2 separate regions of the Mus musculus genome follow, and region 2 is linked to region 1. Evidence: chromatin loops called from intact Hi-C (ENCODE). Cell type or tissue: left cerebral cortex. All regions are shown on one strand. Links, peaks and the distances in the headings refer to the core of each region. The heading gives the core; the rest is flanking DNA. Region 1 overlaps Kif16b (kinesin family member 16B). Region 2 overlaps Kif16b (kinesin family member 16B).

Region 1 (8,334 bases), core at 243-8,242:
AGATGTCCTAGAGCTGGGCAGTAGCTGTTCAAGGTTAGAATTTATGGTCCATGATCAAAGGAGATGAAAGGCCCTGTCAAGAAACAAGTCATGCACTGGCAGAGCCTCTCAGGAGACAGCTATAACAGGCTTCTGTCAGCAAGTACTTGTTGGCATCCACAATAGAGTCTGGGTTTGGTGACTGTATATGGGATGGATCCCCAGGTGGGGCAGTCTCTGGATGGTCATTCCTTCAGTCTCTACTCCATACTTTGTCTCTGTAACTCCTTCCATGGTGTTTTGTTCCTGCCTTCTAAGATAGGACATAGGACTAACTGAGGACCCAGCAATACCACTCCTGGGCATATACCTAGAAGATGCTCCACATGCTGCACTGTGTTCATAGCAGCCTTATTTATAATAGCCAGAAGCTGGAAAGAAGCCAGATGCCCCTCAACAGAGGAATGGATACAGAAAATGTGGTACATTTACACAATAGAATACTACACAGCTATTAAAAACAAATGAATTCATGAAATTGGTAGACAAAGGGATGGATCTGGAGTATATCACCCTGAGTGAGGTAACCCAATCACAAAAGAACACACATGGTAAGCACTCACTGATAAGTGGATAGTAGCTCAAAAGCTCGGGATACCCAAGATACAATTCACAAACCACATAAAACTCAAGAAGAAGGAAGACCATAGTGTGGATACTTCTATCCATCTTAGAAGGGGGGAACAAAACACCCATGGAAAGAGTTACAAAGTGTGAAGTAGAGACCGAAGAAATGACCACTAGAGACTGAATCACCTGGGGAGCCATCCCATTTACAATCCCCACACCCAGACACTACTGTGGATGCCAACAAGTGCTTGCTGACAGTAGCCTGATATAGCTATCTCCTGAGAGGCTCTGCCAGTACCTCACAAACGCAGAGGTGGATGCTCACAGCCATCCATTGGACTGAGCATAGGGTTCCCAATGAAGGAGCTAGAGAAATGACCCAAGGAGCTAAAGGGGTTTGCAGCCCCATAGGAGGAACAACAATATGAACTAGTCATACCCCCAGAGCTCCGAGGGACTAAACCACCAACCAAAGAGCACACATGGTGGGACTCATGGCTCCAGATGCATATGCAGCAGAGGATGGCCTAGTTGGACATCAATGGGAGGAGAGGCCCTTTGTCCTATGAAGGCTGTATGCCCCAGTGTGGGGGAATGCCAGGGCCACAAAGTGGGAGTGGGTGGGTTGCTGAGCAGGGGGAGGGGATATGTGGAGAGTGTTTTTTGGAGGGGGAACCAGAAAAGGGGATACCATTTGAAATGTAAATAAAGAAAATATCCAATTAAAGAAAAAAAGAAAGAAAGAAATGGCTCACTTGTTCACCAGGGCTTCACAGTGTATCAAGAACAAGCCAGCCCACAAGCCATTCTACAGTAACACAGGAAAGTCAACTTGTTCTTGGAATCAGCAGTTCATCTTTCCATCTCCTTTGAAGACAAAAAGCTCATGGGTCTATCACTTCAAGTGGCTCACAGTGGAATGATAGTCAAGGATATGAAAACCAGCAAAAACCAGCAAAGTCAGTAATTAACACCAATTTCAGCTAACAGAGGAAAAGACCCACTTCCTTTAGTTTCCTTCACTGCAAGTTCCTAAAGACTATGTATCTTAACAAGCTACTTAAGACAATCTATGACCATCATAAAGTTAGTAAATGACCCATAAACAGTGAAACAACTGAGACTGAAGTTGGAAAAGAAACCTGCACCTCAGCAAACTTAACTAGACAAAGCCCAGCAAGGCTCAATACAAAGAACCAACAAACACAAACACTAAATAACTCTCCACTATATATGCATAGGCTAACTACCAAATTACCAGTAGCATAAGTATTGTCAACAACACGCATAAAGCTCACATGTACAAGGTCAGCAAGAAAAACAGAAGCCACTTATAGGGTAAAAGAAAGTGAAGTGAAAGAGACAATAAAGGAGGGCACAGTGCTCCCAAGGGAAGCGGATCTCTCTTATAACATGTGGCAGGGAGCACAGCCTCATCTGAAGGTGACAATTTCATCAGGAGTCCCTCCAGTTGCAAGTAGACTCTATTACATGAGGCTGCACCATATTAAAGAGGGAGAGTGAAGTCCTCTGGGTTCCAACTCATCATCAGGTGTCCTTAAGTTCTACAAATTGCTGAGGATTTATCTGACAAACTGTGTCCTGTGTCGGTTTCACCTACAGTGAAGCTAAGGCTCAGAGAAATGGCAGCTCTTACCCTGATGCTAGAGACCTCTCACTTTCTAGTGCAATGCCCATGACCTTCTTGTTACTGAAGAAAGGGAGGTGAGAGGTCAACAGGAAGAAAGAAATGGGCCTTTAAAAAGGGGGGTGAAGGGACACACATCATGTGAGACAGAAAAGGGAGGGGGAACTATTGGAAGTGGGAGGGTGGAGGCAGAGAACTGCATCTGAAATGAGAATGTTTGACAGTCTTCTTGTTATTATAGCCTCCATCTGTATTTACCCAGCTTTTAACATTGTGTTAGAAAGCAGCCATTAACAAGAGCCAGGAAAGGAAGGACAATACATGGAGAAGGAACCACTTTCTTGTTATGTAATGGCTATTAGCTGGTAAGAACTCTTCACATTGGCAACTCTCACTGTTTACATCCAATCTTAAAACTGTTTCTTCAGATTTGAGTTTCTTCTGGATTTATTTTCTAGAACTCCATTCCTACAAGCAACCAGAAGACAGCAAGAATGTGGGAACTGCCCTCACTTCAGCGTTCCAGTTCACGGAGAAACTCAGCTACAGTCATACACAGTTGGGTCCTAGGTAACAACCAAGACACTGGGGAAAGGCACCCGTTTCTACATGGTTGTAGGCAGGAACCCTGGCTTCTGCTTACTGGCAGTACAGCCTGGAACTGCATCCCAGAAGCTGAACTCACAAGGATATATATTCAAGAACTCAAGACCATTTCTCAAAATTGTTTACAAGAAAAAGAAACTTACACAGTATTAGTGGAAGGTGATCAAATAAATAATTTATTAATGTGCAATCAGGGACCTTCAAATTCTTCTCTCTGAACTAGAAATGCCAGCACTACATTTTTCTGCCTCAAGGAAGTTACTATGGAGAACACCAGAATTAGCCACAAATTTCTTCAGGCTAATGGCATATGATAGCCAGAAACTAAACAATAAAACATAAATCAATAGAAGATAAGTCCAGTTAGACATGGAATATCTACAATAGAAAATTACGTGGTTATTAAAAGAGTATAAAAAAGCTTTGAAAGAAAAATATTTTTAAAAACCCTTATGAATCTAGTATGAGCCTTTCTTGGCAAACATAGTAAATGACAGACATTTGATAAGAAGATATTGAGGGAAAATGGTTGGTCCATTACTGCCCAGAAGGCTGGGGATGGAAGGCAGCAGCTGTGGGCTCTGGCAGCAAGAGCGACAGGTTATTGGCTACACCTTAGGAGTAGAACAGGGCAAAGGGTCCAGTCCAGAGTCTCAAGCCCCATCTCCTAGAGACCAACAGCATAGATTACACAGCATCCCGAATAGGGCTACTGCGTGGGACCAACTCCCCTGACATATGTCTGTGTGGGGAAACTTCACACTGAAACAGTGAGGAAGACGGAGAGAAAGGCTCACTGATAGGGGAGCAACTCGAGCAAGGCAGAGGACATGGCCACATGCCAGCTCTGCAGCAATTTTTCTACCTGTTTGTGATTTGAACCTCAGTGATAAAGTTGACCACCTTTCTTCTATCTTCTTCCCCAGATGATGGATAGCTTCAGGTCATCACAGAGTCAGGGGCCTTCCATAGTCACCAAGGGGTGCTATGGCCTTAGTGAAAATCCTGAGGTGGCTTACCAAACCCAGCCCTGACGCTGGCTTCTGACATTTGTAGGTCTAGCTTGGATTGAAACGGAGTTGCTTCTTTTTAGAATTTAATTATTCAAATTTATACATTTAAATGGGCTCGCCACTGTGCAGTACTTAGAGGAGGCTAATGTGCCAGCAAAATTTTCTTTTATTTTCAATACTGAAATGAACTTGGAAGGTATCTAATTTTGCTTCAAGCACTTTCACGAAGCTGTGAATGTTTCCGCCTCCTGCCAAACTAGCTGCCTGTTTTCAGTCTCCAGTGAGGTGGAGGAGGCTGAGCAGTCAGCTTGCTTTCTTCTTAAAGACACTGTGCCAGTGAGAGGGAATGTTCCCCTGCAGGGAAATTATCTGCTGGCAAAGACCCTAGCTGGGCAGTTCTCCAAAGTAGAGCTAACTCCCCAAGGAAGCCACCAGGCTGCTTTGCCCCATCCAAAAAGTCTCTGGCATTAAGAAGCAATGTGTGTACAAACCAGTTTCCAGAGAAGCTCGAGATGCAGGCCAGCAGCAGGTTCCAAAACTGGAATAGAAAATGTGTCCAACTTGATGTGCCCAGCCAGACAAAGGAGGCCGTTCATGATATAAAGACTTGATGTTTAAAAATATCAAGAGCCCACTAAATTCAGAGTACGGTTCTGTAGTTGCTATTTGTTTTTAGATATAGGGTACTTGAAAGATTAGTAGGTTGCCTGCTGAACAAAAAGAAAGAGAAAAAGAGGAAAGAATGGGAGGGAGGGAGGGAGAACCTGCTGCTTTGAAGACACGTTGAGTCTCACCAGATATGATGATTAGCAAAACAGCCACAACTGTTAAGATAGATTGGCTCTGGGAAAAGTACTAAGCAGAAATTTTTTTAACTACTATAAAACTCAGTCTTATTACTGCAATCTTCTAGACAAGAGATACATTGGTCTGTGATCCTTAGACACCAGCCGAGAAGGAAGCACTCACTAGGAGCGAAGGAGACAAGCAGGAGTACAGTAGCCATGGGTCATGCCCAGCACAGGCTTCTCGGGCCTGCTGATAGACTGACTCATCCAGAGCCTGGCTGCAGCCCCAGATCTGTAGATCTGCAGAGTTACTTCCTATGTGCAAGACTTGAAACTGAGTAAGGAATGGAGGGCTCTTGCTTTCAAGAAGCCCACATCAGGAAAATGCCCGGGCATGAGATTACATTGGAAAGAGAAGACATACACAGAATGTCTGCCCAAGGAAAAAAAGCAACAAATCAACTCAAACTGGAGATGGAGAGAAGCCTCCTGAGAATGTAATTCCTGGACTAAGCTTAGAAGAGAACTAAGCAGAGGAAGTGGACAGAGGGCTTCGCAGAAGCTTGTGTAGGTGTGGGGGGAAATTTATACATTAGCCAAGGATGAAGTTCAGGCTGGAAAGGGAGAGATCACATTGGAGAACAGTGTCAATGACACTGATAGTGCTTGGAGGTCACTTTGTGGAAGCCAAACGGACCAGGACCAAGGCTAGGAAGAAGACATTCCCAAGAAGGGCGCAGGGAACATAACGCAGAGTATCCTCAGTCCTTCCCTCTTCCTTTGAGGAGGCAGGAACTACAGAGTCATTCCAGGGTAATCCTAGGATGGTTTGTGTAAGACAATGCTATTGTTCTGTGATTGTGGTCAGACTTTACAACCATCTTCCACACATACTAAATCATACCCCAAGGTGACCAAGTCTCTGTCTATCCTTCCTTACCATACATGCCCAGCATAAGAGACACGAGGGACTCAGACACTACACACACGAATGAGTGAAAGCTGGCCAGCTGGAATCAGCCATTCTTTCAACTGGGAGAAGTGCCTCCATCCCATAGGCAGGGCTGAGTACTTCCTACAGGCCACACAGACACTCCCAAGCTTTCCCTATAGCAAGTCGGAGAGCTGAAAGAAGATGAAAACCAGCCAGTTATAGCAGTTCAAGCCCCAGTTACTCAAAGTTGTTCTTATCCTCACTGCCTTTGACTACCTGACCCTACTCCTATGTTTGTATTTCAGACAAATTACATCCAAGCAAAGATCTAAGCCTGAGATTGGAAATCAACATATTTTGCTTCATTAAATCCACAGACAGTAAAACTCCCAGGACCCAAAGTTGGCTTGTTTTCTGCCCACTCTTCTTCTAGGTTCATTCCACCACTACCTCATTCCAAGCTCTGCTTCCAACAACCTTACAGCAGCTTCCCAAGCTTATCAGTTCTCACTCTTCAGAGTGACTCCTTCCCGTGCAAACATGAGCACACCTTCCTTAGCCATGAACACTTTCTGGACACAGTGCTGGTTGGGTGTTAACGTGTGAAATGAGCTGCCTGTAATCCCTGGGGATCCCATCCACAGTAGGGGGGCACCCATCACCTGCTTACAATACTTACAGGGTGCCAAGGGATTCTTTCCTCCTCTACTTCTAAACTTTCTTTTTTTTCACAATTGGATAGTCAGAGGGGACAAGACAGAGTGTTGGAGAACCATAGTGAGATAGCTCTTGGATGGACTAGGATGGCACAGCCTCTGGAAACCACCCTCACTGTTGTAAGAATGTGAGGTGGGCAGAGCCACAATGGAACACAGTCTGGTGATTTACTGAAACATTAAAAACAGAACTGCCAGATGATCCAGGAATCCAACTCTAGGCTTGGACTCAGAAGAGCTGATATCAAAGACTCAAGCAGACATCTGTACGCTCCTGCCCAATAGCTAGCAATAGACACAACCATTGGCAGATGTCCATTAACAGATGACTGGACAAACAAAATGTGGACCCACATACATAGGAATATTACTCAGCCGGAAAACAAGGCATTCTAACAAAACCAGTAAAGACTGCATGACATCAGCTAAGTGAAATAAACCAATCAGGAATGGGAAAATGCTCTAACCCCACATGTGTGAAATGTCTAAAGAAGTAAAAGTCATGGAAACAAACAAACAAACAAACAACAATAAAAATGATAATGATAAAAGCACAAAAGTATTGCTTCAAGAACACAGCACTGCCTCTTGTAAGAATGTTCTATAGATCACCTGCACGGTAACGTCAATGCACTTCATTATACTGTGTACTGAAAATTATTATGATTGTAAGACATTATAGTAAGTCTCCTTTACTACAACTACAAATGAAAGTTGTTACTAAACATGTAAGTAGTTACCACACATTAGTACATAAACAATAGTTATTGTTTGTATACTGGAATATATATTTTAAACATATATTCTGGATAAGTTGTTTTGCTTTGAGACATGAAATAATATAGCCCAGACTAGCTTTGTACTTACTACATAGCCGAGGCTGGCCCTGAACTCTCAATCATCCCGCATTCATCTCCCAGGGCTGAGATTGTAGGCATGCACTGTCTACCAGGCTCTGAAGAAGCTTTTAAAAAAGGCTTATCACAATTTATAAAAGTAATCTAAAACACAACACTATGTTACTTCCTTTAGGAAGCTGAGCTGCAACCTACATCCCTAAGTTCATTCTGCCAAACACAGAAATGCAAGCCCCAAAGGACAACTCTGTGAGATCATCAAAACAAACTGAGTGCTAGTTCCTGCTGACTCCTTTATCTTGTCCACACCCTCAGCATGACTCCCTCTACCCAGCAATCTTCTGGGATGCTCTCAGTTTCCAGCAGTGGACCTCTTCACCAGGTCTCCTTCTGCAAACATGTCAGGGACCAGCAAGGATGCAGCTCGTCTGAAATCAGAGAGTGCATTCCCTGGTGCAAAGTCACACAAGTGACTGTGAGCCTTTGGAAGGTGGATGATGAGGACTAGATTTTCAGTTAGCACTTTTTGCCTCTCTCTTCTCTAGGCAAGCCCTTCTTATAGGCTGGGAACATCTTTATGACCTCAACTACAGAAGAGAAGTCTCCAATCACAGGCTTCTGAATGGCTCTACTTAAGACTCCTTATAATCCTGCTGACCTCTGGATGATAAGAACTCTAGTCAGTCAGTGCAGGGCGTGTGCTTCTACACCATTGAGAATGAGCTAAACTACACAAACGACTGGGGTCAATGAAAAGAAATAATACTGGGTCTCCAAAAAGAAGACGAATGGCTCTCATGAATCAGACTTAAATAGATCCTAACAGACTGGCTGCAGGTGACGTCAACCTGCAGATTACAACTGGAAGCCACACGTTCTCTATGTCACCCAACATATTAGAACATGGCTACCCAAAAGGGGCATGGCACCAGATCAAAAGCCCTTCCTAGGTACATCATGTCACATCATTCCTTTCCCAAGAGATCCCCAGAGAAGGCTGCAGACACAGCTGCCCTCAGATTTGAACTGCGCGCTGGCTTGTGCTCTTTTGAAATGCATTTGCATGACAAGGCCCTTTTCTCAGGCTCTGCACAGAGCTCCAAATCTGGTACTTTAGCAGGCTGTCAGCATAAGCCAGACCCTCACAAGTACCCATTGCTTGG
Region 2 (8,334 bases), core at 129-8,128, 84 kb before region 1:
CACTGCAATCCAAAGCTTCAGACGGGCCCTTCTACTTCACAGACTGTAAACTAGTAGAATGAAAGAGAGGGTGACAGCACACCAAGATATTTCTAGTGCCTCCAACTTATCACAAGCAAGAACACACATATGACTTCAATGCCCACCACTGCAGTTGTCCTTTTCTTCTTCCTCCTCCTCCTCCTCCTCCTCTTTTTCTTCCTCCTCCTCCCCCTCTTCACCCCCATGGTGCATCATCACAATCTTCATACCCATTGCACCAGCCACCATGTTTGGGTGTTTTATTTATCTCTGTAGCAGCTTCTGTGTTCTGCGCACATGCTCCGTTTCCCTCGGTGTAAGTGCAGAGATGGTGTGGCAGCATTTTGCAGATGCGGGAACTGAGGCAATGACTAGCCACTGAGGACCAAGGGCTGGATGCTGCACTTTAGGCCCATGCTCGTAGCTACTTTAGCCCACCTTGCTAGTGTGTTAATTAAGGGAATGAAAATGCCTGCTGCCTGTACACTGAAGAAAAGTTTCTAGAAACTTCTCAGGCTCTTACTCCCAAGGTGGTTCTATTCCTCTTGAAGACTTTAAAGTTTTAGAGAATTTGAGAAATTTCTTTCATCACAGTTATGCCCTGAATTGACAGACTATTAGAATGATTAGCAGAAATGTTTTCAAGTAGAAAGTATGTTCTCTGAAATTCATAACCTAAAATGTACCTCTCATCAATTAACAAAAAGGAAACAACAAAATCTCATGAATTTGGAAGCTAACTTGGGCAGGTTTTCTGGGAACTCAGCAGAGGTGAGGCACATGTGAAGGATCAGGGAAGATGGAGAATTTAATCAGCCATGCCTGCTGCTTGCATGTAGCTTAAGAGTCTGCCCCGAGAACAGTGGGGTTCAGAGGGTTTATGTGGGGATGGGAATAAGGAGACCGTAAGGAAGGGGTACAGCAGGGACAGCTAGCACAAAGGGTGTGTGAAGACACAAAACACGAATAAATCTCCATGGGAAGCATGTGCCACATCTTTAAAAAAATAAATAAAACTGTAAACAATCAAGATTTGGAAACTTTCTTCGCCACAGAGTAAGTCAGCAATCACAATACATGCCTTCCCTCCAACAGAAACATGTGAGACCATAACCAAATGCAATCTCCCTGCCATGGCCACTGTCTATGTTTCTTTTCTTATTGCTGTGATCCAAAGCTCTGACAAAAGACACTCCTAAATAAATAAATAAATAAATAAAAGCTTTATTATGGCTCACAGTTCCACCGCAAAGAATGAAGATGGCAGGGGCTTGGAGCAGCTGACACATCATGTGCACAGTAAGGGTGACGCAGAGAAGGCTGAAGGCATGCTGCTGCCTCCCTCCATCTCAACAGCGAGCAGGATCCCAGCCAGGAAATGGTGCGGCCCACAGTGGGCAGGTCTTTCTACCTCAAGTAATGTAATTAAAGGCATGCTTAGAGGGCCTCCCGGAATGTTCTAGGTTTGTCATGTAGACAACGCTAGCCACCACAGTCACAAAGACAGGAGTGATAATGAGCTTCTTCAGCATCAGAACACTATAGGGTGAGGACGGTGTGCTTCTAATTTACATGGATGGAATGACACTTCAGAGAAAAAAAGATAGGCAGCAGTGCTTGGATAACCTTGTAATAGTCCTGAATTTATCCCTAAGTAACACTCCTTTATAGGGAAAGACTGGATGCTCAGTGACCGAGGCCTGCTCTGGAAGCCATGCTGAGAGTGAGCCGAGGCTCTACCACTTCCTTACTAGCTGTGGGAACTTTACCCTCTCAAGGCACAATTCCTCACCTGTGAATAAGGAGGACAAAAGAGCTCCCTTCCCAAGCTCCCACAAGGAGTAACTGGCAGGACACAATCGGAAGCACTTAGTAGATAGCAAGTGTTAGAAAGCAGGCCTTGTGGGAGAGCAGTCAATTCCCTAGCACTCTTGAGTAGCAACAGTGGCAGTTGGTGACATTCAGCCCAGTATTTACAAAGTCTAGCTTCAAAACTACAATCCACCCATCTACCCTCCCTCCTCTCTTCCTCCTTCCCTCCCTCCCTCCCTCCTTCCTGGAAACAGAGAACTCATTCCCCTTTCCCTCCACTACCTTATCAGATAACTTAGCTCCTTGCTGTTTTAAGGACTGGAGAAGAAGTGTCCAGAACTCTACTGCTTAAAGGCAAGGTTTATCTTTGTACACACCAAACTGGTTCCAGCTTGGTCAGGAAGGCAGCAATGGAAAGACTCACTCAAGTTAGAAATATTTTTAAGATTCTACGTTTCTTTGTGAAGAAAAGTTCCAGGAAGCATCTGAATGTGTATGTGAATCATTTACAGGGGGAAATTATGTAAAACGGGCTCTAATTATGAACACGTGTTGCCAGGCAAAGTTGTTTGGATGGAGGCATTATAGCTTTATCACTTAGGTTCCTGGAGTCAAGCTGATATTCCATCACTTAACATCTTTTCCTATGCCTATATTTTCTGATGCAGTATGTTACATGCTACAGTCCTAGTCTCCAAGCACAAGGCACACAACTAATCTTTCCAATGTATGGAATCCACCTCTGAAACAGCTCTCATCATGGCTTTTCATTCCTATCCAGCATTTTATGAAGTCATTATTTTAAAAGACAACTTTTATAACTTGGAAAACTGCTATACACAATAAAACTCACTAAAAATCACCATCTATATAGCTGTATCAAAGTTATTGCAATTATAAAACTGTATTTTTGAATTTTAATAATATTAACTCATTTTAAGCCATTATTATAGATATCAGATGTAATACAGATATTATAGATATGGGTCTAACTGAAGTTCACTTTTCTTTATGTGTTCGTGTATCTGTGACATCTCCAGATAAATTTTAATAGGGAAACTTAAGCATATGTTCTTAGAGGGATAAAATATGTCATTCTACATAGCACTCAGTACTGGGTCCAGCATGGGAGAAAAATTAAATAAATGTTTGTTGAGTTAAATCATAAGCAGTTAATGGAAAGTAACTCTGATTTTTCATATAAAAATACACTAACTCAAGTAGTGACTTCTGATAGTAGAAGATCAAATGAAAAGTCTCAATATCTACAGGAAATTAATGCACGGATCTTATATTAATTTTCTATTAAAGTGAAGGTGAATTATACTTGCTTCTTGAAGAGAAGATAACACTCTAAGATTTACCATTCAGTTTTAGGTGAAACACATTTATCTTCTAACACAAGTGCCTATTTCCCCAAGATAGGAGACACACTCTGTAAAAGCACCAGTACTGAACAGTCCCAGGCAACCAAAGGAACGCATGTTATATATGCAGTCCTGTGGTCAGGGTAAGTGTCTACAAAGACACATGTGTTAAAGACTTAGCTTCTACTTTGGCGTTCCTGGTAGGTAGAGTCTGTGAAAGTGGAACCTAGTGAGCACAAGTAGGGTGACTGAGGACATAACCTTCAAGTGGATGTTGGGATCTTGATCACTTTGAGATGGCAAAATCATGTCAGAATGTCAAAAGATTACACACCCCTCGCTAGGAGACACTGAAGGAACAAATGTGGACTACAAGAGAAAACACCACGCAACACAAGAAACACAAAACACAAGAGTGAGTCTTGTGCACTTGGAATAGAAAGCAAACACCTCCAAGTTCTGTTCCTGAACTGAGCCATCTGTGTGGGAGTGCTGGCCTCGTGTGAATGCCATCACGTCTGGGAAGCTGGAAATGGCAATAGCCATAACAGGCAATAATCAAATTTTAAAACAAGTTTGCAACTCACCATTCTCCATGTTTTCATTAAAGATGAGGCTACTTAGTCAAGGCAGTTAAAGTTCAGAGAAAAAAAAATTCATTACTCCTATAAGTGTTATTTAAGTTTGTTTGTTTGTTTGAATCTTATAAGCACTTAACATAAGCACTGTAAAACCAGGCAGACTCACAAAAATAACCTCGTCCTTGAAGGCTAATTCTTCTCATGAGTCTATGCTTCACAGGGTAAGTTTGGGAGTCCCTCACAGTCCTGCTAGAGCCCAGTCGTTCTGGTCTCAGGACTTCTTCAAATGTGTAGCTGCAGTGCATCTGCAGATTCCGGAAGCATGGCTCCTCACTGAAATGTGCCTTCTCTTAGAACAACTCACTGCTTCATTTCTCCATGTCTCCCCTTGGCTCTCATAGGACCCTTCTAGATAGAGCAGCTTAAGGCAATTCCCTACATTTTGGTTCACTGACACCAAGTGAAGCCCACAGGCAGCCATGTTCAACTTGGCAGTCCAGAGGAACAATACCATCCCCAAACTTTTACATTTCAAGTCACCCATTAGAACGGTCTGTTCTGATAGGATTATATTATAATAAGTCATGTGACTATTCCCAACAAAGTCACAACAAAGGGAGCTTTGAGGGTATCCTGGAGTTACTCTGGTAAAAGCAGTCAGATTTTAACAAAATATAATCAACTGTATACTGGTGAAGCCACAAACTGAAGACAACAGTCAGCTATGGGTATTGGCACAAGGCAGTCACAAAAACAGGTTGTGTTAAACTGGGATCTATGTGTAGCTAGCTTGGCAGATAAAGTTAAAATAAATACAAAGACTCTGAACTAGGACTAAAATAGGTCCGAAACTTCTCCCTCCCAAAGCTCTTGAAAAAGCAACAATGACGACATACTGTAAGTTTGGTTAATTAATTCCAAGTTTTCTTCAGCAAGCTCTGTGCTCTCATCCTACATTGCATGCCATCTGGCTGAGGGGAGAATGTAGCGCTCGCTCACACACTGTGTCCTAACTCTCAGAACAAGGGTGTCTTCTTCAAAATCAGAAAGATGCTAGCCAAACCAGAGGGGGCTAAGGACCTGATTTGAAATCAAGTCATACCACCACCCCGCTGCCATCTCCTGCATTAACGAAGCAGCTCTTCACAGTTGCCAATAAAGACAAAGGGCCTAACAGGAGCTGCTCTTGCCAATCATTCAGATGGTGGATTTTTCTACACAGGGAGGTGAAAAGCTTGCTCTCTTACCTCTAAGTGTGTCCGCCGCTCAGCAACTACCCGCTCGTCTTTGTTTCCAAACAGCTTCTTTGGGGGGAATTCAAGAGCAGCGAGCTGGAATGCAGATTTCACGAGATATATTAAGGCCATACCAATGAACTTTTGCCTATTTTTAATTAAACTTTTATTTAGTATCCCTATTATGGAGTGAAGAGAGAAGCTTAAAATTTAAAGGTGGTAGGTCTTTCCCTGGGCTGCCATCAACATTGAAGAGATTAGGCAATTTTGGATTAGATTCCTCAGTATCAAGTGAGAAAACGTGTGTGCGTGTATGTGTGTATGTGTGTGTGTGTGTGTGTGTGTGTGATTTTGAACAATACATTCTAAATATCAGATTCCATGTCATGTAGCATTTTCCATAAAACAGACAAGCCCTAAATGACACTAGCCCGGGTGCCTGTGGGATGCAGCTGAGGCCTAACCCACTAGTGAGTGTGTATATGTGTTACTTTTGCTTTTCTGAAATCGTGTCTTACCCTAAAGCTTACGCTGGCCTACAGTTAAGTATACAGTTCAGGCTGCTCTTGAACTCAAGTGATCCTCTAACGCAGCCTCGTGGGGGAACGGGGCAATTTTTGTCAGGAGCCCTCATACTATTTATTTATTTATTTATATTTTGATTCTGCTATGTAATGTAAGCACTAAGCCCATACAATTATTACTTTTCAATGGAGATGAGAATTTGAAAACTATCTATAAACTGCTTCATCACTTTGTAAACTATTTCTTAGACAATTACTAAGGTCCACTAAAAAGTCCACATGATTTTCTTTTAGGTTAGTGTACATGAAGATTAGCAAGGGAAAGGGGGCCTCTCATTAAATCCATCACACTTCCTACAAAATGAAGGTTTGCAATTAGTTCTCTAGCTGTGTCTTAAAAGCCCATAGTCATCTTTTTTAATCTTCTTCTTCTTGAAGGCATACAGATCATAATAAGGTAAGTCTTATATTATATGGCCAGGCTAGGAAGGACTGTATAATCTGGTGAGACCCTGACAAGCCAGGCTTGCCTTGAAAGAATAGATGCTAAGCTGCAGTAATTGCTGCTGTGGGTAGAATTCACTGTTTTCTTATTTCTTACCTTTGGTGGATAAATTGAAGTCAATGAAGCATTATTGAGAAAAAAAATGAATATTTCTTCAACAAAGTAGGGCACAATAGGCCACAAAACTCCAATTTATACCTGTGCAAATCACTACAATGATTTAAATTTATATTGCTACAGCTGAAGCTTAAAAATATTAAAAACTAGCTTCTGTGTATTTAAGATGTTACAAACACCATAAGATATGCTAGAAATACCAGAAAGTGCAATGTATAAAAGAAAAACTTGATTACTGTTCAAACTGGGCATACTGCAGCCAGCACCTGATTCTAGAAATGAACAATGCTGTGCCAGGAAGTAGTCTTTGCAGTTCCTTCTTCCCACTTAGGTGGAAAAGCAGTAGCCCAACTTTTCTAATAGCAAGCTATGGCTCTGTTTTCATGTTGTGTGGGAGGTCCTGACACTGACTCTCATGCAAATGGACAAGGTTCTTCCACTGAGTTGTGAGTCAGTCCTGTCTTCACCTGTAACATTTTGTGATAGGAACGCATTATGTTTTGGAGGCTAGTGTTGAACCTCTAATCCTCTGGCTTCTCCCCTCTGACTGGACCTACAGGCTTGCAACGCTAGTAGAGTTTCGTTCTATTTACAAACTTAGTGCAAAAGGCACCATACAAGGTTTTTGAGTCTACATCGTTTTGTTGTGCACTGTGCTTAGAAGATCTATTGACAGTTGCATGTCGGGATGGTTTGCAGACCCTGTTGGTGCTCAGTATTTTGTTATGCCAACTTCCTACAACTTGTTCACCTAACTTTTTTTGTCTTTGTTGTTGCTTGCTTTTGTTTTGTTTTTGTTTGGTTTTTCCTGTTGCAGTTCTTGAGCTCTTTGTTAGTTTCTGCTTTGGAGATTTTGTGAACTGTGCTGGTAGGACTATTTCCCCCTAGGTCTACTAACGGACAAATCCATGTACTTTTGTTTGTCCTACTGTTAGAAGAGAAGAAATGCTGGGTCACATGGTATGCTATGCGCTCAGCTAAATTTAAGTAAAACTACTGGGCAGGCTGTGAAGGAGGTTTTACTAACTGACTCTCTTGTTATTTTAAGTGGCCATTCAACTAGTTTACCCCTTAATTTTTTTTTAAATTAAATTATAATTATATAATTTCTCCCTCCCCTTTCTTCCCACAACCCTTGCTACATACCACCTTTGCTCAAAAACTCATGGCCACTATTTAAGTGTTGTCATGTATGTACATACATATGTGTGGATGCATGTATGCACATGCATGTGCATCTACAACACAGCTCCTGAACCTAAGGCTTATCTAGGACCATATCTGGAGAGGAATTAGAAAGATTGTAAGAGCCAGAGGAACAGGAACTTTGCTATGAGATTTTATCTTCCAGAAATGTCAAAGATGCTATGCCCATAGTCTCATTAATATGGCTGCCTTAGCAAGGCCTAAGTAAGGCCCAAGCAAGGCACCACCAGAAACCTGCTAATGTGAAGGCTCATGAGGCCTCAGCCCTAAACAAGGAACTACAGGCAACTAAGGAATGCTGAGAGTTGAAGAAATAGTTTTGCCCAGGGGAGAGTCCAATACCAAGTGGTGTTATCCAGTACCAAGTGGCTAATCCTGAAATTATATACATTTTGCCTTTTTAGAATAAAGATATTGTGTTTTCTTTAGAGATTCTTTCTTCCCTTAATATTGGTGCCACTGATGACTTTATCATTCCCTTCCAAAGCTAACTGTCAAGAGGGTGGATAGTTCCACATATACGGTCTGTAGGCCAGGGCAGAGAATTTTTGGGGTGGAGGATTGTTTTTTCCCTTTGCCACAAATTCTCTGATTTGTTTCTGTCATTTAACTTTGAAAGTGCCTCAGGGCAGAGTGAAAGGCTAGAGGCAACAAGATGAGAGAGGTACAATTTGAGACGGGTTGCCTTTTAACTAGCTAACTAGCTGGACTTCCTTCCACCCAAATATTCTCTCTTGGGAAACACTAAGGACAATGGTATTGAACTTGACAAGCTTCTATGAAGCTTTAGCAAGGAATGTTGAATGGAAGGAAGCCACATGAATTATTAGTTGTTCCGAGGTCTGGTAATTCACTGCACAAGCAAACAGTATAGCTACATGTCTTCAGGCCCTCGGTCTGCTCTACTTGTGACTTCATGGAGCAAACTTTGTTTATTTATAGTCTGGCTTTGTTGGCACAGCATGC

What was found. A loop is a pair of places that touch in the nucleus more often than their neighbours do. Peaks named below come from ENCODE experiments on the same cell type or tissue, not always from the same donor. Only the 100,000 strongest peaks of a DNase experiment are listed, where the experiment ranks them.
Region 2: a loop joins it to region 1, with 5 times the contacts of the local background. A loop is called at or near these places in 3 of 42 quality-filtered maps.

What each region holds. Positions count from the first base shown.
Region 1 is chr2:142,727,658-142,735,991 of GRCm38, forward strand. The region is part of intron 17 of Kif16b (kinesin family member 16B); the gene reads right to left. Among named protein-coding and RNA genes, the nearest start is that of Kif16b, 170 kb to the right of the region's middle. In left cerebral cortex, for the core only: no CTCF peak of the experiment used is centred there; DNase peaks (open chromatin) are centred at 3,675, 4,229 and 4,901; H3K27ac peaks cover 2,857 bases.
Region 2 is chr2:142,643,400-142,651,733 of GRCm38, forward strand. Kif16b (kinesin family member 16B) reads right to left here. Exons shown (of 26, transcript NM_001081133.2): 25 at 5,029-5,112. Among named protein-coding and RNA genes, the nearest start is that of Kif16b, 250 kb to the right of the region's middle. In left cerebral cortex, for the core only: no CTCF peak of the experiment used is centred there; DNase peaks (open chromatin) are centred at 3,682, 4,221, 4,724 and 5,490; H3K27ac peaks cover 2,175 bases.